2 separate regions of the Homo sapiens genome follow, and region 1 is linked to region 2. The links are chromatin contacts, found by Hi-C in ENCODE. All regions are on one chromosome and are shown on one strand. The core of a region is the stretch at or near the end of the contact, and the rest is flanking DNA. Distances in the headings are between cores, read along the strand shown.

What was found. Hi-C counts contacts between places; a loop is a spot of excess contacts on that map. Pooled maps may share reads with other maps.
Region 1: a map of HCT116 shows a loop between it and region 2 (23-fold over the local background). The contact joins two enhancer-like sites. A Hi-C loop is called at or near these places in 1 of 168 maps with a recorded cell type or tissue (HCT116), 2 of 37 single-sample maps with no recorded cell type and 9 of 50 pooled maps.

What each region holds. Positions count from the first base shown.
Region 1 is chr4:182,800,639-182,808,277 of GRCh38, forward strand. TENM3 (teneurin transmembrane protein 3) reads left to right here. Exons shown (of 28, transcript NM_001080477.4): 28 at 1-2,386. Among named protein-coding and RNA genes, the nearest start is that of DCTD, 110 kb to the right of the region's middle. RefSeq lists enhancers at 3,173-3,342, 6,995-7,639 and silencers at 5,756-5,845, 5,866-5,915. Within about 2 kb of position 6,172, at least 5 of the 41 ENCODE cell types and tissues checked have a DNase peak (open chromatin) inside an H3K27ac peak, as active enhancers do.
Region 2 is chr4:180,824,465-180,831,686 of GRCh38, forward strand. No RefSeq gene overlaps it. Among named protein-coding and RNA genes, the nearest start is that of LINC00290, 330 kb to the right of the region's middle. RefSeq lists an enhancer at 2,685-3,884. Within about 2 kb of position 3,332, at least 3 of the 41 ENCODE cell types and tissues checked have a DNase peak (open chromatin) inside an H3K27ac peak, as active enhancers do.

The sequences.
Region 1 (7,639 bases), core at 4,922-7,421, 2.0 Mb after region 2:
GGGCCGTCTGTTCCTTCTAGGCACTGTATTTAACTAACTTTAAAAAAGAAAAAAAAATGTGTACAGTGTTTCCAAATAGTCCCGAATTGTCGACCTTTGCTTACAAGAAGTAGTCTGTCTGCATAGGATGTGATAGCTATCTCTGTTCATTTTACAATGTGGGGCAAAGTTACTGTTTCTAGACAACCCAACTGCTTTCCCTGTGCAGCTTTGTAGAAGGACATTGGCACAGTGACTTCTGCGGCGGGGATTTATTAATGGATTTTACAATGCTAACGTGGTTTCCCTTCGGGGAAAAAACTGGCAACTAGAATCCTTGTCACTGATAAGCAAAGGAAATCCTGATTTTTTTGTAAATTATGTGAGACAAGTTGTTTATGGATTTTTATATGAATTACAATTTACTGTACATCAAATCTTAGTCTCAGAGGAGTTAATTTATGTAAAGTGTTTAAAAATTTATACTTAAAAATAAAATGATAAAAACGTGAACTGTGTGATTTTTTTAAAAGGATTGCACCTTTTGTTATCTGTTATAGCTGTACAGTATGAATTATTATATTGTAGAGATATAACAACTTATGCCTATAATGTCCAGAAGTGTTAATATTTTTGTATTAGGTTGAAAAAATGTGCAAGCTTCTATCACTAGATGGATAGGACCGTGCAATTCTAGGTGGGTGGCGAATCAGAGAGCTCCTTTCTCTTCCCTCTCTCACGCATCAGGCCAGTGTCCTCAGCATTGTCAACTGAGAGGCACAGTAGACAACTAGGGCTGGTGGAATGTAAGGGAAGAAGATTGAAAAAACGGGAGGAAGGGTTCTCTGGCCCTCTCTCAACCTTGCAAGTCAATGGGGAGTTGTTGATATAATTAACCCCGAGGTTTTTACTGTTACTGTTCCAAAGCTCTGTCTCTTGATGGAGGAGAGACCACATCAGATGCTGGGGAAATAGGAGGAGGAAAGGTTCTGATGTAGTCGTGATCCTAAACACGTGTCTTAAGATCTAGGAAAGACAGCAGAAACCGAGCAGTGGTGGGTGAGCCAGATGGAGCCGGTCAGGGTTACTCTAAGCCCACATGACCAAACCATCTTGGGGGGCTGGTTTGAATGACAGCCTCTGCTCTGTCTCGGGGAAGCCGGGGGTGGCAGATCCAGCTGGAAGTGAACTGACAGCCGCGCCCTCCTGCACACATGCATGCACGCGTGTGGGAACGAGCCCAGCCGCCATCTGCACTTCCGTGTCGGCTCAGCTCTGACAAATCTCTTTCCTGAGCACTAAATTCAGCCACGAAAATATTTTTAGAAGATATTTCTCAGTTCATCGAGCTATAGTACACACTGTTTTCCTCTATGTATAATGGTGATAAAATATAGCAAGTGAACATGTCGTAAATATAAAGGTTCAAGTGATGTATTGAAAATAATTTTCTAACTGCTTTGTATGTATCACATACTCTAAATTGCACAGTAGGCGTGTTTATTAAACAGATGATTGGCTGGGAAAGTTTCAAAATAGCTACTGAATTTACAGTATCAGTGCTATTACTGTCTTTGTGTATTTGGTAGAGCATACCGAAGTAATTAATCTTCTAATGAATGCTGATGATATTTTATTAGAATGAAAGCACAGATTAGCATTAATATTTTTTATTCTGGAAATCCTTTGGCAAGTATTATGAAGCCCAAATTTAGAAAACTATGAGATTTCAAACCACATAAACATGATTCTGTTTTCCATTTTATTTTTTAACTGTTAGGTATTTGCAGTTCTGTTCCGTGGAACTTCTGCAGGCCTGTATTTAGCATGCTGTAAGTACTTTTGGGTGAAATAGGCTCTGAGTCTAAATTCTCAGACATGTTTCTGATGTATTACCATGAAAAGCTTGTGCCACATGACAGAAGTGAGATCATAGTCTTAACCTCTTCTTGACGTGGACTGGTCTTCACTCGGGCACCGATAAATAACAGATTTGGAGTATCTCCTGGTGCTTATTTTAGATGATGAAGTCAAATCAACCCAATTAGTGTCCTGTTAGTAGGTATAATGAGCCTATTTCTTTCTAAAAAGACTTGTGATCTGGACATGCTTTTACAAGAAATAGTGACCTTGGGGAATATGTAAACAAAAGACCTTTTTCTAAGAGTTGGGAGGGGGTGGGGGACTGTATAATGAAAAGAATTAGCTTACAAAAAAGAAATTGATATTCAAAGTATTTTAGGCAAAGCCAGTCAAAATGCTTTCATGATATTTTGAGATGTAAATTTTGTCTGATTTGTATTGTTCTTTTCATTTGCCTTCTTAACTTTATATGTGACCTGAATTTTCCATAACTTGATGACTATAGATTGCACCTAGGCATTCCAATAAAAGCCAACCCAATGTGTGTGTGTTTTTATATTTTTTCAAGTCTTGGGCTAGCCAGCATTGCTTTTGTGTTTAACGTGGAGGACGCAAATAGATGCAGTTGTTGGGGAATTGATTCATCTGCAACCCAGTTGGTAGTATCTTTTTTTTTTTTTTTTTTGTCCATTGGCCAGACTGCTGGCTCAGCAGAGTGAACTTCACAGGGGACTCTCCCATGGCCTACTTTAGAAAAACAGTAAACACACCCCCACAAAGCCAAACACGCTAACTGTAAAGAAGAGTTTACAAAAATACCACCCATTACTACTTGAGAGCAGGCCTCATTCCTGTGATCCTGGCAATAAGTGTGCTTAATTAAAACACTTGATTAGAATAATCAGTTTGGGCCTGGTAGGCTTGCAGCCTCCTGGAGATGTCTAAATCTACATATAGACCGGCTGATTAGAAGATGCTTAGTTCAGCAATTCTGGCCGGCAGGCCAGGGCTTTGATTTTAGTCGGAAGAGGCAGACTTCATCACACTTGCTTTCTAGTGACAACCTCAACTGCATAACGTGTTGATCCAGCAAGAATCAGGTCATTCCACTTGGCAAACTGGTCTGTTTTCTTCTCCTCGAATTAGACTTTAACATGATCAAAACGGAATTCCAGAAAAACAGGCGAAGTACTGCTTTCCTTCTCTACAGTCTTTTCCTTAAAAGTAATGTCTGAACAAATGCAAATAAAAATGGTGCCGGTAAAAATTATACCTTAGAAAAAATAATCTGAATATGGGATATGCTGCTGCCACATCCCGTGAAATTTGTCTTTACATTCACCACACATATCCTAACAGTTGCATGGGGTTCTAACTGCCAGACCGCAACAGAAGGGCAGCACCTGACTGTAAGTACTTCAAAATCAGGACCAGTCCTCAAGCGCTTGAAAAGATGAGGAGAGGAGCTGGAGGTTACAACGAGCTATGATCGCAGCACTGCTCTCCGGCCTGAGCGACACAAGACCCAGTCTCTTAAAAAAAAAAAAAAAAAAAGTTTTTTAATGAAAGAATGCCGTTGATGCTTTCCCTATCCGTGCCCACTCTTCACTCCGTTCACCATCTTTTCTTTCTCCTTTTGCCCTGGGCTACTCCTGAATGCAGTTGTTTCTCTCGCCTGCTGACAGCAAATCAGCTGTCCGAGGTGCTTTTGGAAAGGAGGGATTCAAGAGAGGAAGCCAGAAGGCACTGATCCACATCATGTTCTGTCTGGGTAAAACCACCCGGGCAGTGCTCACAGCCGCTCGCTTGCTGTTGTACAGAGGAGGACAAGGTCCACCTGGACCAAGAACTGCCACCACCCATCTGGCCGGGGCGGGGTGGGTATCATTTGATCTCCAGCAGAGTGGGGTGAGTCTGCCCCTGGGAAGCCTCGAAGGGCAACATATTAAGATCTCACCCTTCCATAGATACCCAAATTTCCTCCCACTTTCCTTCAAGGAGTGATCTGATTCCAGCATCCCAGTCCACAAAATGCATCCCCATTCCAGAAGCTGGAGGTGGAATGGAATTACAGAAATGAGTTGTCCAAGTTCACAGAAGTGGCTTAAGTTAAGGTGAGCAGAGATTCCCTTTGCTAGTACCCTCCACTACATCACAGCCTCCTCATAACGCTCCCCGGGAAGATACCGCAAATACTCCTTACCGCCCCCCTTCCCATGGGCACTTGATCTTTCCAAAGCTGCCATCATTTACAGCCAGGACTAGCATTTTTCATTCTATAACGATCCGCCGACACTAAACAAAACAGATGCCTTGAGTGCCCCCTCTGCCTGCCAGTATTTCTAGCTCCTCACGCCCTTCTGTGTAGGTAAGCCAAGTTTGACTCTCCATCATTTCCAAAAGAAAGACCATTGGGCTGTTTACCTAGATTTTCCATAAGTTATTCATCTGGCTTTGAACATCCTACTAGACCCATGAAAAAATAAAATAAAAATGAGTTATAACTCATTATCACCCATTTTAACCACAGAGTTAAGCCAGAGTACCAAACAGGTACTGATAAGCCATTTGAATTTTCTACCTTCTCATTTAAGCCACATAATGAATGTCCTCTGTTTGCCAGACTTCTCATTTGCTGTTCACCACCCCTGCAAGCAATGGTCTCTTGATGTTAGTTAATTACTAATAACTTTTAGGTAAATTGAGTAAACCTTTTCATTTATGAACCGACTTAGAATCCTGTCGTGGAGGAATACGGGATTCCTAGAGTCCCGTGGATAGAGAATTTACTATCAACCGATTCTAAGCCTAGAGTAACATCATTATTCAGTTTAGAGTTAATGGGTTCCTCAAAGCAAATTTAATAAATCCTTCTGGGATCTAAGCTCAGGAAAATTAAAATTAGAAGCATAAATTGTCACTTTTAGGGCAAGAGACTGGCTTGGTAACAGTCCCCCTGCTTACAGGGTGAATTGTGAGCTACGCTTAGCCCTGGCCACAGGCATTCATCCTGTATTATGCAGGGAAATCTCGTTCTTCCACCTGTGTGCAGAGATTTCCTGAATTCCAGCCACAGCGGCCATTTCTCTATGGCATAGCTCGCTGCACACAACTGTCAGGATTTACAAGCGGTCCGCTGGGTCAAAATGAATTTTTAAAAATGTTCACAAGTGAACTCTATCAGGGGAGAGTGCGGGGAGCATAAATGCCCAAGGACTTAAAATGACAAATTCTCGGGCGTGACTGAAAGGCTGAAAATGGGGCGCTCAGTGGAGGTCGGTGAGGAGGCTCACCAGGCTCTCTTCAACCTGGAGTTCTTCTGCACCGTGGTTAATGACCGTAGGCTGGAGACTGCCCCATCCCACACCTTCCTCCCACACGAACACTAGGGAAAGTCTAGTCTGCCTGTTCCAGAGAAAATTCTGCAAAAATCGTCCCCAGAACTATCTTTGCATCCACGATGCTCGCTCTCTCTCTCTCTCTCTCTCGCTCTCTCTCGTTGCAATGGGTCAGGTTGAATCTAACCCTCTCTGTCCTTTAAGGCTTGGAAGGAATGCCATAGGGCTCCCTCGGTGGGCCAGGGCGACGTTGATGACTCAGGATCTCAAAAGGACCTAGAGCCAGTCTGTCATCCCCAGTTTCTTAATTTATTGACAAAAGGTAACGAACAAGCAGATTGTAAAATATCTTTATTCAGCTATGACATGATTTCCAAGCTCAAAAAAAAAAAAAAAAAAAAAAAATCAAGCCTGGCGTTTAACTTCAGTCTGGAGCATTGACAGGTGACAGGTCACTGCAGAACACAGAGGTGACCCAAGGCAGAGAACGGGAGGTAGCGAGAGGAAGACGACACCCTTCCCTGAGTCCTCCCTCATCTGGGGCTTCCCTCTGGCCTTCCCCTGGGGTTCCTGGGACTCGGCTTCTGCGGACATGGAAAAGCCGTCCCAACATCCGGCGGCCCCGTGGGCAGGGGTCCTGGGACGCCCCCTCCTGCATCCCCGGGCGGGCCCTGCAGGGGATGGCGGCGATTTCAGGAAGGGCTCCGGCGCCCCCTAGTGACGCGCGGCTGTGGTAGGGAAAGTCCTGCACGCCAAAAGGGCAGTTCCCGGGCCAGAAACCGAGGTGAAACCGAAGAGAAGGCGCCGCCGCTCGCCGCTCGCCACTCTCCACCCCAACCGCGGCGGGGCCGGCTCTCTGACCCTCTCTTCCCCACCTCTGCTCTGCCCTCCGAGTTTCACACTTAAAGCGGAGACTTCTGCTTCAGCACCGCCGCACCGAGGCCTGGGCCCTGCCAAAGTGGCTCGGGTAAGATTTCCCTGCACGTCGAGCAGACACTGTCATGCCGCGTTGCTCTCACTCACAGATCGAAATAAGGCCCTTCCTCCCGGGAATCGTCCGCGGGCTGAGTTCCGCAGCGCCTGAAAACAGTGATTTCTGAACTATCATATTGTTTCCCTTTTACTTTTCATGTTAACAGTCCTGTCGCTGGAAAGAATGTCCCGGAAGAACGGATCACTTAAATTCAGAGTGGCATTTTTATTTCTGAGGGAGCTGGGCTCTCACGGAACGTGCTGGAGTGACAGCCTGGAAGAGCGAAAGCCGCCCCCCCTCCCGCTTCCCCGCAGCTCCCCAGCCGCCTCGGCCTGGCCTCCCTGCAGCGGTGACATCCAGTCTCCCTCCTCTACCCAAGCCTGCGGCAGCCACGAAAGCCACCGCGGCGCAGAAGTGGGGAGGGATTCAACCTTTTGCCCCTGGGTTGTCGCCCAGAGAAGCCAATGGATGCTAATCTCATATAGCAGCCTGTTTGCTGGTGTCCTGCCTTCAGAAACCGGCCGTGAGTGAGCCCGCTGGCATTTTGGGAGGCCAATATATAGGCCCTTTTTCCTACCCGGGTTCTCGCTGAAATGAGTAAGGCCGGAGATGGCTCAGGAAAGCCAAAATATCACCTAGATAAAGGCCGGGTTGGGAAGCAGCAGGCACAGCTGCATGGGAAATCCCAAAGGGCCACTAACGGGACACCAAGATAGATCAGCCAGGCGCTGGCAGCAGTGGCAGGATGACGGGAGAGGCCCTGCTCCCTGAGCTGGAGCCCAGCGTGCCCATGCCCAGTTCGTTCCTCCCCACTCACCAGGAGGGCAAAGCGCTCCCCTGCCCACTGGGAGCCGGGATGACCAGGAGGCCCGGAGTGAGATATCTGTCTCTCTCTCTCTCTCTGTCACACACACACACACACACAGACACACACACACACACACACACACACACACATATATCACCAAGGAGGCTGTGGGCTGTGGCACTAGGAGAAATATTGCACCAGGTCTGGAGCCCCGGGTTTGCGGATGCTGCCCCCACCGCCTGTGGCCTTCAGCCAGGTTGCTTCCCGCCCTGGGCCTCTGCCGAAGCCAGAGGCAGGGGCTCTCCACCGGCAGCAGCGAGCGCCTCGCCTGCTGTGACAACTCTGTCTGGCTCTGGGGCTGCTCGGGAACCCGGTCCTAAACACAAGTTCTTGGGTCGTAAGCACAGGCTGGCAGTCCCAGATCGGGAGGCCCCATGCATCTGCTCCCGACCTGAGTCCCTCGCCCTGGCTCCCACTCCGCCACCCCATGGCGCTGCCTGCGAGAGGCGCCGGAGCCAGGCTCTGGCCTTTTCCGAGGCGGCTGCCTGCCGGTTCCTCTCGCGCCTGTTACACGGCGGACGGCAGGCTCCCGGGCTCTTGTAAATCAAAGGGCAACAGGACTCGCCTCGCCACCACTCAGGCTCTTTCTGCGGCCTCTGCCAATTAGTGCTCCAGTTA
Region 2 (7,222 bases), core at 2,082-4,581:
CAGTCATATTCAGCATTTGACTTTGAAGGGTCTCCATGCTTGTGTCAAGCAGGCAGTGAGGAATAACACAGAAGGTTTTATTGTTGTTGTTTTGTTTTTCTTTTCTTTCTTTCTTTCTTTTTTTTTTAAAGAGACAGGGTCTCACTCTGTCACCCAGGCTGGAGTGCAGTGGCCTGATCACAGCTCACTGTAGTCTCTCCTGGGCTTAAAATCCTCCTGCCTCATCCTCCCAAACCACAGGCATGTGCCACCAAACCTGACTACTTTTTTAAAAAAATTTAGTATCGATGGAATCTCACTATGTTGCCCATCCTGGTGTTGAACTCCTGACCTCAAGCAATCCTCCCATGGGCCACTATGCCTGGCTGGAAGATGTTTTTTTTTTTAATGGGTCAGGTATGTACAAGGTGTACATTACTTCTACTTACAACCTATTACTGCACCTTACTGCAAAGAAGAAAAGAAAATATGATTTAGGCTTCATTTCCAGGAAGGAGATATAACAGCTTTGGTGATTCGTTAGCAATCTCTGCCACAGACCCTGTGTCTCAGTTCATTTGTGCTGCTATATACCTGCATAATTTATAAATAATAACAATTTATTTCTCATGGTTCTGGAGGCTGGGAAGTCCAAGATCGAGATACTAGCAGACACAGTGTCTGGTGAGCTTGCTATCTGCTTCCAGGATGACATCTTGTTTTATTCTCATAAGGGAGAAAGGCAGAAAGAGCAAAAGGCACTAGGATGCTCTAGTCACCTCTTTTATAAGAGCACTAATCCATTCATGAGGATGGAGCGCTTAGGACCTAATGAGTTCTCAAAAGGCCTCACATTTTAATACTATCATCTTGAGTATTAGGTTCCAACGTAAGAATTTTGGACGGCCGTATGCATTCAGACCATAGCATGGTGTATTCCCAAGTACTGAAATCACTACACTAGGGGAAAATAGTGACCGTATGATTTCAATATTATTGACTGAATTTCCTCACATTTATATTGATCCCAATGAGTATTTAACTCTGTATATGTTGCAGTTATATACTCAAGTGGCTAGTTTATATTAACTTGCTGGCTTTGATTGTAGTTGTGATAGCAAGGTCTCTATGTTTCAATATGTTCTCTATTTTTAACCTCTGATTATAAGGAGTATGAAGGCATCCTTTCAAGGGAAACAGTAAAAGTAAATGAAGTTATTTTGGTTTAATCATGTGCTAGTCCCTATCTTTAATCAGTGGGATAGGCTCCAAGGCCTATAGCTGTGGAAACATCTGAGTGAATTGACAAGTTGGATTCAAAATGTACTATGAATTTATATAAAATTTGTAAATATAATGTTTTAAAAAGTAGAGACATTTTAGTACCTTGAAGACATAAGGTTGCTATCTATCTTTTTAGGCTTTTGTAGTTTTTGTTTTAGAACAAAGGCTCAGATTTCTTTTTCTTTTTTTTTTTTTTTTTTTTTTGTTTTGAGATGGAGTCTCACTCTGTCACCAGGCTGGAGTGCAATGGCATGATCTTGGCTCACTGCAAACTCCGCCTTTGGGGTTCAAGCAATTCTCCTGCCTCAGCCTCCCAAGTAGCTGGGAGTACAGGCGCCTGCCACCACGCCTGGCTAATTTTTGTATTTTTAGTAGAGACGGGGTTTCACCATGTTGGCCAGAGTGGTCTGGATCACTTGACCTCATGATCTGCCCGCCTCGGCCTCCCAAAGTGCTGGGGTTACAGGCGTAATCTTAAATCTTAAAAGTTTAAAATGTCTTCTATTTTTAAATGACTTTCATAACTTTAATGCACTATTTCATTAGGACAGTGATTTGCAAATGTTATCTTTGATTTAAAGTGGTCTTTGTGGTTTTTACTTTTTCTAAGTATTTAAATTTTCTGGTAAAGAAGGGAGGCTTTGTAAGGCCTAGAAACGTGTCTTTATTTTTATTAAGTAGATGGGTTCAAGACAAAATAAGGAGGAAAAGATGGAAGGAAGGAGAGAAATCGTACTACCTTGGACTAAAAATAACATTTGGTGGGTGCAGTTGGCCCATGCCTATAATCCCAGCACTTTGGGAATCAAGGCGGAAGTATAACTTGAAGCAAGGAGTTCAATACCAGCCTGGGCAACAAAGTGAAAATCCCTCTCTATAAAAAAAAATAAGAAGAAGAAGAAGAAGCAAGGCATGGTGGTGTGCACCTGTAGTCCCAGCTACTTGAGGGGCTGAGACCTGAGAATTGCTTGAGCTCAGGAGTTGGAGGATGCAGTGAACCATGATTATGCCACTACACTCCAGCCTGGGTGAAAGAGTGAGACCCTGTCTCTAAATAACAATAATAATAATAATATGCTTTATAAAAAGGAAGGAAAGAAGAGCTGAAAAGAAGCATCTTGGGTGTACTTTCTCTTTCTCCACCACTTTTCTTGTGAGCATAGTCCATAGTTAGTAGAAAACTGACATGCAATAGACATGTGGGATGCTGAGTGGTCTTGTCACCCAACTTCGCCATTTTCACAGAGGCCTAAAGATGCTGCATGTCTTGTTCAAGGCTACACATATTCTTAGTTTGAACCAAATTGCATATTTAATAAGAAATGTTAAATCATTTTTTTTAAGCCAGGGCCAAAAGGACTTGGAAATATTTAGAAAAAGTATATTTTGTATTTGTACATAAAATTCCTACACCTGCCTATAAGCACTCTGTAACTATTTTTCCCTTACTGAAGAATTTAGCTTTTGCTAGAATTTCAAAAGCTACGTAATTATCTGCACACAGTGTCTTGTATCTTGGAACAAATGTTGCAGGAGCTGAGATCTGCCGCTGCTGAGGACTGGGCACTGAAGTTCAGCCACAGTCCAACACGTGAGGTGACTCCTAGGTCAGAAGGAAGCAGAAGGGATGAGGCTGCAGGTCCCAAGGATCTCCCCGTGAGGTGACAATCTGGGTGATATAACAAGCAATGGTGAGATAAAAGGTCACAGGGATGCAGGACACAGTGTGAACCACTCTCTCTCTCTGCTATGTGGAAAAGCTTTCACTTTCACTTTCCCAAGAGAAGAGGGAATTGTCACATCCTTCTTTCCAAGTTGATGTTTCTCTAATTCTTTGCCCCATCCTGTTGTATGTTTTGTGTATCTTATCCCCAAAACTATTCCCACAGCAGCATGTTTAGCTAGTGACTGAGCCCAGTGGGGACAATAATGTATCAGCTGCTTTATTAGAAAAAGGAAGAGTGGGGGGCTGGCAACCAGTTTCCATTTGGGAGGACTCTGTCATGGTGAGTAGACAGGACGATGACTCAGCAGTTATATGATTTTCAGGTTCTGTATCCTGAAATTGTCTGAACATGCAGTAACACATAGATGAGGGCTTACTGACAGATGCGTAGCTTGCACGTACAGTTTCTTTTCTTCCCAGAACTTGTCTAAACATTGGAGTCATTTGTTGCCTTGGGCCTCACTGCCTGAAGCATCTCTCTTCCCTCTGAGTTCCTGACTCCAGCTCCGTCTGGCTGCAGAGCAATCTCAGGTCTGTGTCCTTAGGTGTTTGATTCCAGCCGAGACCTGGCAGAACTTCCTGCCTTCCAGAACCAGCTATGTCAAATACACATCGCGATTATTTTACTGAAGGGGCTTCAGCCACCTCCGCACATTGCTCAGGCTGAGTAAAAAATAGAGACCATTAACTGCGTGTGTACCTTATTACAGAATTAACATTTAATTCTTATGCAGTGTGTGAAAAAATGTATTTCACCTCCAGAATATCCCATATACAATCTTAATTTTAATAGAAAGAATATGCTCTGCTATGTGACGCTTAAGATACTGGGACACACAGTAATATACAACTGATATATGCTGATGTGGCAGGTGTGTTAAGTAATTCAGATATTTTTACAGCAAAATTAAAGCAAATTAATGAAGATTAGTATCTGAGGTTTGCCAATCCTCTTGTATAAATAAAATAAACATGAGGAATATTTACCTTAAATGGAACCTTGAATTTATCACTTGTATCACTTGCAGAAATGAGAATTTGTTAAAATAAATACAGGGCCTATGTCAATGGTAAAAAAAATTAAAATTTTACATTTCTACTTGTAAGAGCATAATTCCTTTCAAGAATAAATAAGTAGCACATTGTATCTGGACAACTAGGTGGCGCTGGTGTATTATCCTTTCAATCCCAGAAAAGCAAATTCAAATATCATCTTATATATTCCAGCTCAGTGGTCAGACATGCATGTGATCCTCAGCTGCACGTTTCAGTGGTAATTTAGAAGAGACTCATGAGTGAATATTGGAAGTGCTGTCACTCTGCAGGGAACACTAACTACTCTCTAGCTTCCCATTGGCATGTTGCAGATACAGACCTTGAATTCAGAATCTTACTTTTAAAATTTCTAGAAAATCTGGTATTCTTCTGAAGGTAGGAAGCATTTTGAATTAAAAATGTCTTTGGAAATGTGGATCCTTACAGATACCAGAATATTTAAGAGAGATTATTCAAAGCAATTTTGTTACCATCAGAGGTTTTAAAAATGAAATTTCACAGGACACAGCCAAAGGGACGCTTGTAAGTAATTAGATCCTACATAAAGACAGTATTTAAATTTCAAATGTAGACTTGCGAAATTACATAATAACATCAGGTACTTGTGTCATTCTAATGGTTTTAGGCGCTGTTTAAGTACTTTGCATATATTAACTCAATTATTCCCACAACAGCCTTTGAAGTATTGGATGAAGTTACTGGGAAACGGAGAGAAGCGGTAACTTGCCCAGTGCCAAGCAGCTACAAGTTCTGGGACAGAGCTTCAAATACAAGAGAATTTTCTGTCTTGGTCACTATTCTTTCCACATTGCCTCTTAAACAGCCTGCATAAACACTTCTTTAAACAATTTTAGTGTGACACAGATGCTTACAGTGCAAAATTAAAATAAACTTAACAGATAAATTAGAATTGGACATTTGTCTGATAGCAACATGATAGCTATAAGATCAATAACTTTCCGTCACAGAAATAATATAGAATTTAAACTTTACTTGCATATAATCTAGATAGAAAAATTTGCATATAAGAAAAAGAGTGTGAGACACATCAGGAAATGTATCAAGATACTGTTGAACTGGCTCATTTAAAACCTGAATACCCAGGGGACATCACCAATATTGTCCTCAGATAATGATGTAGAAATGCATTTCCTTGAATATATGCTTATCTTTATTTTCATCAGTAGGATCCATGAGAAATAATGAAAAGGAATCTTTTGTTAAAAGATAAGTACAGGTGTCTTCGAAGTAGTTCAACATGCCATGGGCAAACCTTTACTGAGTACTTAAATAAAGCAGAGATTATGCCATGGAAAGCATGAGAACTGAAAAGAATATGGCTGTCTTAGTTTTCTACTGCTGCGTAACATATTACCATATTTAGCAGCTTAGAACTGCACCCATTTATTAGCTCACAATTCTACAGATGAGAAGTCCAGAAGTCCTGGACCCTCTGCTTTAGGGTCTCACATAGCCACACTCAGGGGTTGGGCTAGCCTGAGTTCTTACCTGGGAATCTGGAGAAGAGTCAGTCAATTCAGTTGCCGGCAGAATTCAGTCATGTGCAGCTGTAGGATTGAGGTCCCTGTTTCTTTGCTGGCTATTGACCAGGAGCTGTTGTCAGCTTCTGGAGGCCACCTATATTCCCAGGCTTGTGGGCCTTCCATTTTCAAAGCCAGCAATGCCACGTCAAATCCTTCCTATGCTTTGAATCTTCCTGACTTCCCATCATGCCGCTGTCATCACCTTTTAAAGGATGTGTGTGCTTAAGTGAGGCACATGCCAGTTAATCATGGTATTTTAAGGCAACCTGATTTGGGACTTTAATTACAACAACAGAACCTCTGCAGTGCGTAGATGACTGTTTGAGTTACCAGAAGATAGGAATATTAGGGAGTCATCTTTGGAATTCTGACCCACATCATCAATGGCTACACCATCAAGAGGCACATTTTGTTCATCTTATGATTCCTTGTCAGTGGACACACTTTTCCTAATGTCAAGGTGACTATTGACGTGGATAATGAACTTGGAGATTAAGCCAGAATATAGTAATAACCACCATGAATTAAGTACATGGAATATGCTTGGTGTCTCAAACACACTTTCTCCTTTGATCCTCACACAACACTTCAAGTATAAAGCTGAGCTTCATAGACTTTCTGCAACTTGCTAACATCAGACAGCCAGTAAATGAGGGAGCCAAACTTCAAGAAAAGAACTGTATGAACACAGTGTCTGTGCTTTTTGCAGCACAGCATGAAGGAAAAAGGATCTGAGAGTCTTGTCCTTGAGAAGAAAGTTACACTTCAAGCAGAAAGATTAAATAAAATTTGTTATGCAACATCAATATGATTAATGATTCATTACAGATAGTATAAAATGTTTTATATGTATGTACCTGTTATTCCATGTTCATTTTTATCACACTAATTAAGAAAGTTTTATATATAATGTGTATATGTGTATGTTTTATATATAAAGTATATAATGGAAATTAAGATTAATTCAAAGATGCTAGAAGCAGCTATAGAATAATTATTGAGATGGGATTTTATCAGGAATGGGGAAGCCTGAAGGGAATCTAAAACATTTGCTTGCAGATATGGTGACCTTAAATTTGTTTGTTCTACCTTCAAACACCAGTTTGAAGGGCACCGTTTTAAATTGGGGTGTCATACTTAGAGCCCATTTTTAAAGAAAGCAGCACCTCAGAGGGTTAATTTCTAATAAACATTTGAAACAGCTCCTCTCATACTGATGGATAAAACTCTGTCCTGTCAAATGTATGAACTACAGAACCATGAATCTCCTATCAAAAGAAGTTTTTAGACTTGTGCTAATGGATTTAATCTTACCACTCATGATGTGGTTCTCAAAAGTGATGATGGTGAGAAGATCCTAAAAGGGGTGGAACTTAGGAAATCCAGTTGGGAATTTAAGTTCTAGGATAAAATAAGAATGTTCATTGTCTTAGTTTATTTGTGCTGCTGTAACAAACTACCTTAGACTGGGTAATGTATAAAGAACAGAAATGTATTTCTCACGATTCTGGAGGCTGGGAAGTTGAAGACCAAGGTACCAGCAGATTTGGTGTGTGGTGAAGCCTTGCTCTCTGCTTCACAGGTGGCCCCTCCTACTGAGTCCTCACTTGGTGGAGGGGGTGAATGCTGTGTC